Linked DNA regions of Mus musculus: region 2 is linked to region 1. A link is a contact called in ENCODE Hi-C or POLR2A ChIA-PET data. All regions are on one chromosome and are shown on one strand. The core of a region is the stretch at or near the end of the contact, and the rest is flanking DNA. Distances in the headings are between cores, read along the strand shown. Region 1 holds the start of Srsf6 (serine and arginine-rich splicing factor 6). Region 2 overlaps L3mbtl1 (L3MBTL1 histone methyl-lysine binding protein).

Region 1 (5,278 bases), core at 876-3,375:
GACAAGCCTCAGAGATCTATCTATCAGACTGATGGCATGGATGGGCCATCAGTCAGATGCTCTGGGCAGAACTTCCCAGAGCAGCCTCTGCTGCATTCCACACAAATACTCTGGGGTGGCTGTGTTAGTTGAGATTTCACATGGTAACAGAATCAGTTGGGGGTGGGAGGGAGATGTGGTGAGCGAACCTGTAGGAACTGGCTCTCATTGATATTGAGGCTCTGGAGTTCCAAACTAGCATGTGCATCAAGTGTGGAGGCCAAGGGTCACCTCAGGTGTCATTCCACAGGAACGGTCAAGCTCCAGAAGCAAGCAGTTTCCCAACAGACCCTTCCCTTCCTTGTTTTTAAGACAATGCCTCAAACTTAGCCAAGGCTAATCTAGAACCCATAGCAGTCCTCCTTCCTCAGCTCCCGGATGCTGAGAACAGGCATCAGATACTGCACCTGACTATCTGGCTTTTCCCTCCCCCAGCCCACTAAAAAAATAAATAGACTCTCATGCTGCGCACTTGTCATTTCAGTTTGTTGCTTTTGCAAAGTACCAAGTTAGGTCGGCAACAGGACTCCCCAGTGCTGCTGATCCAACTAGGAACTTTGGAAGATAAATGATCTCATGGGTTGTCTTGTGTGTGTGTAGAACATGAAAGTAGAAAGGGAACTATGTGAAGGAAACAAGGATAAGGGAAGAGGGGAACAAAATATGGTAATAGGGTAGGAGAATGACAAATACTGGCTTTTTCGTCTCGTGTGGAATCCAGATGTGTGTTTGCTTTTACAAATAATTTTAAAATGTGTTATCATCACACTTAGTTATTTATTGAAGGCATGACACGCATCAGGAGGTCAGAGGACAACTTGCAAGAATTGTTTTTGTTGTTGTTGTTGTTCCTTCTACCGTGTGGGTCTCTAGGATCAAAGTCGGGTCCTCCAGCTTGGCAGCAAGCACCTTTACCGGCTTCAGTCTTCTCACCACTCACAAATAAATTTTAACAAGTTTTTAGAAATTGACAATTTGATAAAACTGTTATGTGTTGACTTCATTCTGTGTTCCATGAATATTTTTAAAAGCTGTCTACATATATATATTTATATTTCTAACTTAAGGACGTTCTCTTCCCTCGAGAATACTATTAACACATCTCCCTGTGTGCTATCAACATTGCCGGTCTGCCCCAGAGGACAGAATCTTCTCTCATTATAGCTGAAAAGCCTGAGGCTGCCCAGATTCTGGGCAGAAAACAAATTCCTAAAGAGCAGGTACTAACTCAATGGCAGTCTTTTCTCTCAGCTTTTATCACACCGTGCTCTGCTTTCGGTTTCCTTACCTCTCTAGCCAAACCTTCGCCGTGCTTTGAATACTCCCAAGGCATGCTCCTTGATAGTCAATTAACTTTACTCCAGGGCAGTGGGGCTGTTTTGTTTAACTCTACAGCATTAGATGTCACCTCCATAAACTCCTAAGTGTGTATTTCTGCTTTATAAATAGTTTGCCTTCGGATCCAACCAGGTTAAGGACAGTATGGATAGGAAAGGGGATAGGGGGTCTTGGAGGACCATGGGGCCCAGCCATGCTCCCTTTGTGAACGGCCGCGGCGAGCGCGGGATTCAGAGCTGTCAGAGCTCCGAGCAGAGGGAGGGATGCCACCCAGACCAGCCACAGCACCTCCCCCGCTGGTCACTAAACCTCGGGGACAGATCCCGAGCCGCTGAGAAACTAAGGAACTGTCCGACTCCCAAGAGCGTGTACTCAACGAAACCAGTGCGAGCTACCCGCTGAAGGGAAAGAGCAACCTCTTTTTTTTTAGTAGACCAATCAGAGACCAAGATGGCCTAGACTGACAGCCCGGACAACCAATGAGAAATAAAACTCGTTCTCCGCGTGCCTGGGCACAAGAACAGTTTATTAGGCACGACTCAAAAGGTCCGGGCCTCGGCTGTTTACGCTGATGGCTGCACAGCGCCAGGGGACATGACAGTAGCGAAATCAACTCCCAGCAAGCACGGCACGCGCCGCGGGCCGCCCCAACACATCCGGAGCGGCCCGCGGCGCGGGAGAGGACGTGCTGCGCGACGACGTCACGCGCTGCGCCGCGCCGCGCCCCGCCCCCGGGCACTTATAGCGTAGGCCGGCGCGCGCGCGCGCACCATTGTGTGGCTGACTCGGCCGCCGCTGCGGTGTGAGGCGCGTGTTCGGGCCTTCGCCGTCCCCGCACCCGCACCGCAGCCCTGCCCCGCGGCCCGCCGCCCCTCCGCCAGCCTCCCGGAGGACACCCGTGGGTCACGGCCATGCCGCGCGTCTACATAGGACGCCTGAGCTACAACGTCCGCGAGAAGGACATCCAGCGCTTTTTCAGCGGCTACGGCCGCCTCCTCGAGATCGACCTCAAAAATGGGTGAGTCGGGTCTGGGAGGCCGCGCCCCGCGGCGGAGAGAGGTCCCCCAAGGACCCGAGGCGGCCAAGGCCGCGGCGCCGCGTGGCAGGGCCTCTAAAATGGCGGCGGCGGCGGCGCCCCGAGCGCGCGCGCGCGGGGGAGGGCGCGGGAGCGCGCGGCGCCGGCTAACGACACGCCCGCCCGCCGGTGCGCGGCTCGCGCTCCGCCCCTCCGCAGGTACGGTTTCGTGGAGTTCGAGGACTCCCGGGATGCCGACGATGCCGTGTACGAGCTCAACAGCAAGGAGCTGTGCGGCGAGCGCGTGATCGTAGAGCACGCCCGGGGCCCGCGCCGCGACCGCGATGGCTACAGCTACGGAAGCCGCAGTGAGTCCTTACCCCCGCGCGCTCCGCGTCCTGGGTACCTGGGGGGGGCGGGGGTTGGGGGCGCAGGGCGGGTGCAGTCACTTGGGTGGGCAGGGTGGGACCTCCCCAGCCCGGGCAGGCGCGGAGGCCGGGGCTTGTCGGCCCTGGGTGTTCCCGGGGCCCCTCTACCTCCACGCATGCCCGGGTAGCCGTGGGACACCGGAGCGCGGGGAATGGGGTCGGGTGGCCGGTTGACTTAAGTTTGGAAGGAGTGGCTTCAGTTGGCCCTCTTTGGCACTGACTTGGGTTCTGCCATTGAAAGCGAGGGCTGGCTGTATTTGTAGTATGCCCCCTTGCTTATCTGTCAGTGCTTGTTAGCATTGAGGAAGTTTCTAGGAAGGCTGGGGTGGAGGTGGGGCAGGGGGCGGGGAAAGGGGAGGAGCTTGAAGTCTAAGTCTTAGGAGCTGGGAGGCTTGATTGGGGGGGGGCAAAGAAAATGCCATTTTAAACTAAGTAATGTGGCATAGTACCACAAAGTAAATCTAAATAAGCTTTATGCTGTATTTGAAATAGTTGGGGCATGTTACTGGGAGGGGGTTGGGGGGATTTTGGTTATGTGAAATGTTTAATGTTGAAATTGTTGCATGTTGAATTCCAACTTTTTAACAAGTCCTTGATGTTTCAATTTGAAAGTGACCAATGGGGCTGAGGCTGTGTCCACTGAGGCTAAGATGACTGCCTTTCCTGATTGGCCTTGGCTTTTCCATACATTGTGTGACCCTTGCCCTATGACCCTTTGGCTGACCTTACCGGAAGCCATGACGACAGCAGCCTTTTGCCATTAGACGCAGGGTGATGGTGAGGATTCCAAGGGTTAGACAAAACTGGTTAATCTGAACTAGGTGACTGTTACCTTGCGTGTTTTGTGGCCAAACCACCACCAAAAACCTCACACTGTGATGTAAGTACTTAGTGTAACTAGTAAACATTTTTGTAAAATGTAGAAATGCATGTAATCAGTTAAGTTTTATATTTTACAATGTTCTGTAAAATAAAACTTAGCGAGGTAAATTGAATAAAGGAGCAGTCACTCTCTAACAGATTGTAGGAGAGGTTTAGTTGGATTTAGTCTATTTGACTTGCCCTTAATTTAATTTGTGGCAAATCACAAATGTATCGAGGGTTTAGCAGTATAATAGCAAAGTCCTACTCCAGTAATAAACGTTGCTATGTTTGTACTAACTTTCAAAAACATGCATGCCTGTCATTGCAACGCATCTAATTACTCCCTTCATGTGATAAAGGTGGTGGAGGTGGATACAGCAGTCGGAGAACTTCTGGCAGAGACAAATATGGACCACCTGTTCGTACAGAGTACAGGCTTATTGTAGAAAATCTGTCTAGTCGTTGCAGTTGGCAAGACTTAAAGGTATGTACCTGGGGTTTTAAAGACAGAGCAGTTACTTTCCTTAAGAGTTGGCTACGTGGTCTTGCTTTAGATTTCTGGAGCTTATCAGTCTTAACTGTTTTAGGATTTCATGCGGCAAGCAGGAGAAGTGACTTATGCAGATGCTCACAAAGAACGAACAAATGAGGGTGTGATTGAATTTAGATCCTACTCCGACATGAAGCGTGCTTTGGATAAACTGGATGGTACAGAAATAAATGGCAGAAATATTAGGCTTATTGAAGATAAGCCAAGAACAAGCCATAGGCGCTCCTACTCTGGCAGTAGATCCAGGTAACGAGGGCTGGGGGGAGGCTTGTCATTTCCAGTTGTTGCCTAGTTGTATTTACGGTGTTTCTTGGTTGTAGTAAGCAGATATTCTAGCCACAGATGGGTAGTTAAAACATATTCCTTTTTTTTTTTTAAGATTTATTTATATATTTATTTATTATATGTGAGTGCACTGTAGCTGTCTTCAGACACTCCAGAAGAGGGCATCAGATTTTGTAACAGATGGTTGTGAGCCACCATGTGGTTGCTGGGATTTGAACTCAGGACCTTCAGAAGAGCAGTCGGTGCTCTTAACCTCTGAGCCATCTCACCAGCCCCCTAAAACATATTCTTGAAAAGATTAAAACATCACTGTCTCTTGTGTGTAGATCACGGTCTAGAAGAAGGTCTCGGAGTAGGAGTCGCAGAAGCAGCCGCAGTAGATCTCGAAGTATCTCAAAAAGTCGCTCCCGGTAAATAATGTGGTATTGGGTCTCTTAATTTTTTACCACTTGATGGAGTATAGGTGTTTTCTGACAAGATACTGAAAGAAATCTGGCTTTTCTTGTACAGATCTAGGTCTCGGAGCAAAGGTCGATCCCGATCCCGCTCAAAAGGCAGGAAATCCAGATCAAAGAGCAAATCGAAGCCCAAGTCTGACCGGGGCTCCCATTCCCACTCAAGAAGCAGGTCTAAGGATAAGTATGGGAAGTCACGTAGTAGGTCACGGTCTCGGTCCCCCAAAGAGAACGGCAAAGGAGACATAAAGTCAAAGTCCAGATCCCGGAGCCAGTCTCGGTCCCACTCGCCTCTACCTGCTCC
Region 2 (5,278 bases), core at 798-3,297, 44 kb after region 1:
TCCCTAAAACTCCCATGATGGAAGGAGAGCGCTGACTCCTGGAAATTGCCCTCTGGCCTCCACACACGTGTAGTAATGTGCACACATTCAACACCAACACTCACATCCGTACATACACAAAGTAAATAACTTTAATAGAAGAAGGCTTACAACTAAAAATCAGATCCAAAAGCTTGTTTACATTGGAGTGTTCTCCATCTCTCTGATTTGGGGGGCAGGAATAGGTCAGAGGTTACAGTGAACCCCATGCGATAGCCCTCAAAATCCCCAGCTTGCTGTTAGTCGCCCTGAGCTTGACAGGTGGGTCCCCACAGGCAGCTGTGGGGTTTCTGTTGTCTTTGTTTTTGTTTGTCTTTGCTCTCTTTTGGCTTCGGGCGGTTCACAAATGCTAGATCCCACGCGTAGATATGGAAGCTGTTGCCCCGGTTACAAAGTGAGTCCAGGCAGTGTTTTTAAAGCTGATGACTAATGAGTGAAGCCGCTCAGACCAGGAGCCAGGATTGCTCCTGAGACGGGCGAGCGTGCAGTCTGTGCAACAATATCCTGGGGCCCTGTGCTTAGAAGGACCTGGCAGCTGGCTTGGTGCTCTGCTGCCACTATTTTGAAATTCTTGCAAACTTTCAAACAAGAAGCTCCGAGTTGTCGTTTGGTAGCAAGCCCCACAACTGTGTCAGCAGCAACTGTTTTCTCGAAGCTACTGTCTGTAAGGGCTCCAAAGACGCTTTTCCAGTGTACATGTCTGACACAGAGCAGTCAGCAGAAAGACAAAGAAAAGCTGAATGTGTGTGGTGCGGGGGACCAGGCTTCTTGCGTTCCTTCTCCGCCCCCATTGTTGTCTTCCTTCTCTCCTTTTTCCCTCCCTTGTCTTTTCTTTTTGCCCTCCCTCCCTTCCCTACCCACCACATGCCCTTTCTCCCCTCCCCCTACTTCCCACCATATCTGCCCCTACCTTCCTTTCACCTCACCCCCACCACCACACCTGACCTCCCCCCCCCATACCTTCCCCCCCCATCTCCTTCTCACTCTCCCACCCCCTCAGATGATTGACGGCGAGGCCTTCCTTTTGCTGACACAGGCGGACATTGTGAAGATCATGAGTGTCAAGCTAGGCCCAGCCTTGAAGATCTATAACGCCATTCTCATGTTCAAAAACACTGACGATGCCTTTAAGTGACTGGTTGGGGGCGGGGAAGTGGGGGCTCCTCCCATCCTCGCGGGGCTCCCTCTGCAAATGGTGCTTCTCTCCCAACTTGAGTTCTGCACCCCTGCCCTCACTGTCTGACTAGATGTGCGGGAGCAGAGGAGCCTGGGGAAGCAGGTCTCAGCCCTCGGTCCTAGAGTTCAGTTGCCCCGGGGAAGGTGTGACTAAACCGAGACCTGACTGATATAAGGGCCGCAGGTATCCTGGCTGGGGTAGCCTACAGCTTTAGCCACCTTGGTTATTGTCTTAGGAATTAGGAGGAGCTAGGTAGGGTAGGCATCCTCTATTCAGACCTATGTCGCTTTTTGGCATCTCTATGTCCTTTCTCCTCCTTGGCCCATCTCCTCCTACGAAGAACTGGCCATGACCTTGGTGTGCACATTTTACACATGATAGGCGCCTCCCTCCCTGTCCGCTGTTGGCTGTATACCCTTGCTCCCCGTTCATGGTCCAGCCAGGCCCCATGGCTCTCTTCCCCCATAGATGCTTAAGACTCAGAAATATGGGAGCATCTTACTAGGAGCCTCTGGCTGTCTTCTCCCTTTTGCCTCTAGGCAGAGATTGAGAGCCCAGGCACCACCTTCCTGAACACGTTCAGTTCAAGATCACTCGGCGTTGAAGTGGGCAGTACGGAGTGAGCAGATGGTTAGAGCCCATGTCCTAACAAGCAGGGCCTAAGTTCCCTGCTGCTGTCTCTATTGGGTGTGGGGGGAGATGAAGTCTGCCCTGGCAAGCGGTCCTGACTAGGACGTCAGACACACTGGAGGCTTTGACTAGCTCCAGAAAGCGTGATGGCTGTATCATTTTCTCTGACTGTGGCTCTCAGCCAAGATAGTGCACATGAGGGAGAGGCCCCTGCCAGCCCAGCCTCCTGCCAGGAGGGTGTAGCACTGGCTAGCACACAACCACTATGGCATCACATTCACTCTGTCCCTTAAACATTTCTCATTCTGCTCTCGAGTCTAAGGAAAGCCGCTTATGGTGGAGTTGGAAAGGTCCCCTCTCCTGTCTCTGACCTCCCTGGCCCTTCTTGCCAGTCTCCAACAGTCTCTCACTGCCAGCTAGGTTCCTGCTGGGGCTCTGGAACTCGAACCTTTCTGTCCAAGTGGAGGTTCGGCCTCCACTCAATTACTGCCAAACCCACCTCCCAGCCTAAGTGGGGAGGGAACCCAGGAGGGAGCCGCCCCTCCAATAGGTGGGAGCATGTGCCAGGCTTCAGTTCATCTGGTGCTGAGGTGGACCTACAGGCTGAAGAGCAGGGTTGTCCCCCAGTCCAGTATACTTATAGGTTATGTGGTATGTGTCTTTCCGTGTGTGTGTGTGTGTGTGTGTGTGTGTGTGTGTGTGTGTGTGTGTGTATCTTTCCATGTGTGTGTGTACACACGTGTTGGTCACTCAGCAGTATCTGTCAGGTGCCGGTGTGAGGTGCAGAACTGGGGATATGAAGGGCTACTGTTAAGCTATGAGGCTTTATTATTTCCTCAGAAATGGGAAGCCAAAAAGTCCTGTTGATTTCCTGTTTCTGTGCTTTGGGGACCTCCCCTTCCTAGGCCAGACAGCTTCTGGGGGACAGCCAAGTGTCACCCAGCTAGCCTGGCAGAGGCTCAGGTTCCCTTTCCCTTTCAGCCCTCAGGGGTAACTTTCTGGGAGGACACTGGGCAAGGCCAGCCAAGCAGGGAGGGAGGGCTAGGTTGACCGATATGACATCACTGCCCCATTTGCTGGAAGTAAAGAGGAGCCGAACTCTCCAATTGTGATTGTCTGGGTTGCAGTGGAAAACTGCCACCACCTGGCCTTTAGTCCGCCCTACCACACACTGACTTGTCTGAGACGGCAGCAGATGTTCTGTGTTCTTGACTGGAGCTGTGAACCACACAGCTACCAACGAAAGGGACCTCACAGCTTTTGCCGTGCAGCTTTGCCAGTGATGGTTGCCTGTGGGAGAGACCAGACGGACTAACAGACAGCCTTGGAGAAGACGACTTGCAGCCTCCCAACTCTAGGCTACACACCCCTTCTGCACTAATATCAGAAACCAAATCTTAAAAAGTCAAAAGAAACATGCCTGCCAAGCATCCCCCCCACCTGTCCACCCCACTGGGTCCCCACTGCACCCGAGCCTGGGAGCACAGGCCATGGGTGGCTGTCTCTGGCACTTGTGCCCTGGTTTCTAGAAACAGGGACTACTTACATTTTGTCCCCAGCAGGCTTGTCCAGCCGCTGCCCAGCCCTGGCAGTGATGAACTTTGTTTAATTTCTGAGACAAAGAGAATGGTTCCGGAGTCTGAAAATGAAACCTGTTTGCACCTCCATTCACACGCACTGTGATGGTGTTACTTTTGTTTACTTGCTCTGTGTGTGTGTATGTGTGTGTGTGTGTGTCTGTGTGTGTCTGTGTGTGTGTGTGTGTATGTGTGTGTGTATGCTCTCAAGCATAAATTCTTAAAGAAAATCCTCTGGTTTAAGCTAAATTGACTCTTGAGAGAGGAAACGTTACAAAGAAAATATAGTATGATTTGTCTGTGTATTGAGACAAAATAAATAAATAAATAAATAAATAAATAATTGACTAGTCTGCATCCAGAGTCTGTTTTTCTTTTCGTGGTTGAAATGCCCAGAACACACAGGTGACATCAGTACTGCCATGTCTGAGGAGACTAACTCCTTCCCTCTGCTGCTTGGTAGGTCTTAGAGCACTGGTTCTCAGCCTGTGGGTCATGGCCCCTCTGGGGGCTGAATGACCCTTTCACAGGGGTTAGCCTAAGGCCCCTTGAAAACACAGATATTCACATTATGATTCATAACAGTAGCAACATTACAGTTAGGAAGTAGAGACGAAAATAATGTTAAGGCTGGGACTCACCACATGAGTCACGGCATTAGAAAGGGTGAGAACTACTGCCCTAGAGCAACTGAGTTTTATACTTTAAAAGACCTGGTTTATAAAAATGCAAATGTATTGAAAGGAGGAAGCTGAATGGAGACTACTGTAGAAAGGAGTCCTTGCTTAGAAACAGCTGACTAGGGATGTGTTCTCACAGCAGGCCACCGAGGAGGAGCACAGAGGCTTGAGGACGACACACCAGATGACACCTCAGGCTGACAGGGGCCCTTGGCACTGGTTTTGCAAGCAGAAGAGTTCTAAGTATGACGGGGTCGTGGAAACTTGCTCCAAGCTTCCAGAAAGCTGCCAAGGCCAGGCGGTGTGCTGTAGGGCCAGATTTTCCAGAAGGGGGCCTTGAGTGACCATTGTATGAATCGACAAGGGTGGACTCCAAGTTACAATGAAGACATCAAGATGTTTGAGATGCCAGGACTGTGGGGTGTCCACCAAGGAAAGCTGCAGGTCTGAAGTAGAGCTAGGCTAAGACAGGTTACCTGGGTCCCAGGCAGCAGAGCTGGAGATGTTGGGGTGCCGAAGGCTGAGAGCCCAGATGGTTCCACCAAGAGCTCCAGATGCCAGATAAGGAGCTTTGGGATTTGGTGTTAGCTGAGAGTGGGGGTTGTCTAGTAGAGGGCTTGCCTAGCACACAGGAAGCCCGAGGTTGATCCCCAGCACCTCGTGAACCAGGCCAGGGGATCTACCTCTCCAGTCCCAGCACTGGGAAGATGGAGACAGAAGGATGAGACACTGAGGCCATTTTGCTACATAGTGAGTTTGAGGTTAGTTCTCATGAAATGATATGGCTAAGGAAGAAAAGAAAAAGAAGGAAAACTGTGTAGTAACTATATACCTGCTTGTCTTAAAAGTGTAACCCAGAGGTCCTGAGTTTCAATTCCCAGAAACCACGTGGTGGCTCACAACCATCTGTAATGGGATCTGATACCTGCCCTCTTCTGGGGTGTCTGAAGACTGGGACAGTGTACTCAAATATATAAAATAGATTATTTATTTATTTATTTATTTATAAGAAAAGTGTAATCAGCTGGGCCTGGAGAGTTTTGGTTTTTTTGTTTGTTTGTTTGTTTTTTTAAGAGTATACAAGCCAGGGCTGGGGTGATGACTCAGTCAATAAAGTGCCTGCCTAGTAAGCTGAAGACCTAAGTTCCGATCCCTGGAGCTCCCTGGCCAGCTAC

Evidence for each region. Hi-C counts contacts between places; a loop is a spot of excess contacts on that map. ChIA-PET counts read pairs that join two places held with the same protein, here RNA polymerase II (POLR2A).
Region 2: POLR2A ChIA-PET joins it to region 1 with 25 read pairs in Patski. The contact joins the enhancer-like site here to the promoter of Srsf6 in region 1. A Hi-C loop is called at or near these places in 3 of 37 maps with a recorded cell type or tissue (Patski and heart). POLR2A ChIA-PET finds 5 or more read pairs at or near these places in 4 of 5 experiments (Patski and embryonic stem cell).

Annotation. Positions count from the first base shown.
Region 1 is chr2:162,929,383-162,934,660 of GRCm38, forward strand. Srsf6 (serine and arginine-rich splicing factor 6) reads left to right here and starts at 2,126. Exons shown (of 6, transcript NM_026499.4): 1 at 2,126-2,395; 2 at 2,612-2,760; 3 at 4,044-4,168; 4 at 4,272-4,480; 5 at 4,846-4,929; 6 at 5,030-5,278. The coding sequence starts at 2,289.
Region 2 is chr2:162,973,349-162,978,626 of GRCm38, forward strand. It overlaps L3mbtl1 (L3MBTL1 histone methyl-lysine binding protein), which reads left to right. Exons shown (of 23, transcript NM_001081338.2): 23 at 1,040-3,779. The coding sequence ends at 1,174. Among named protein-coding and RNA genes, the nearest start is that of Sgk2, 11 kb to the right of the region's middle. Within about 2 kb of position 2,048, at least 1 of the 3 ENCODE cell types and tissues checked has a DNase peak (open chromatin) inside an H3K27ac peak, as active enhancers do; it is heart, where a contact is called at or near this core.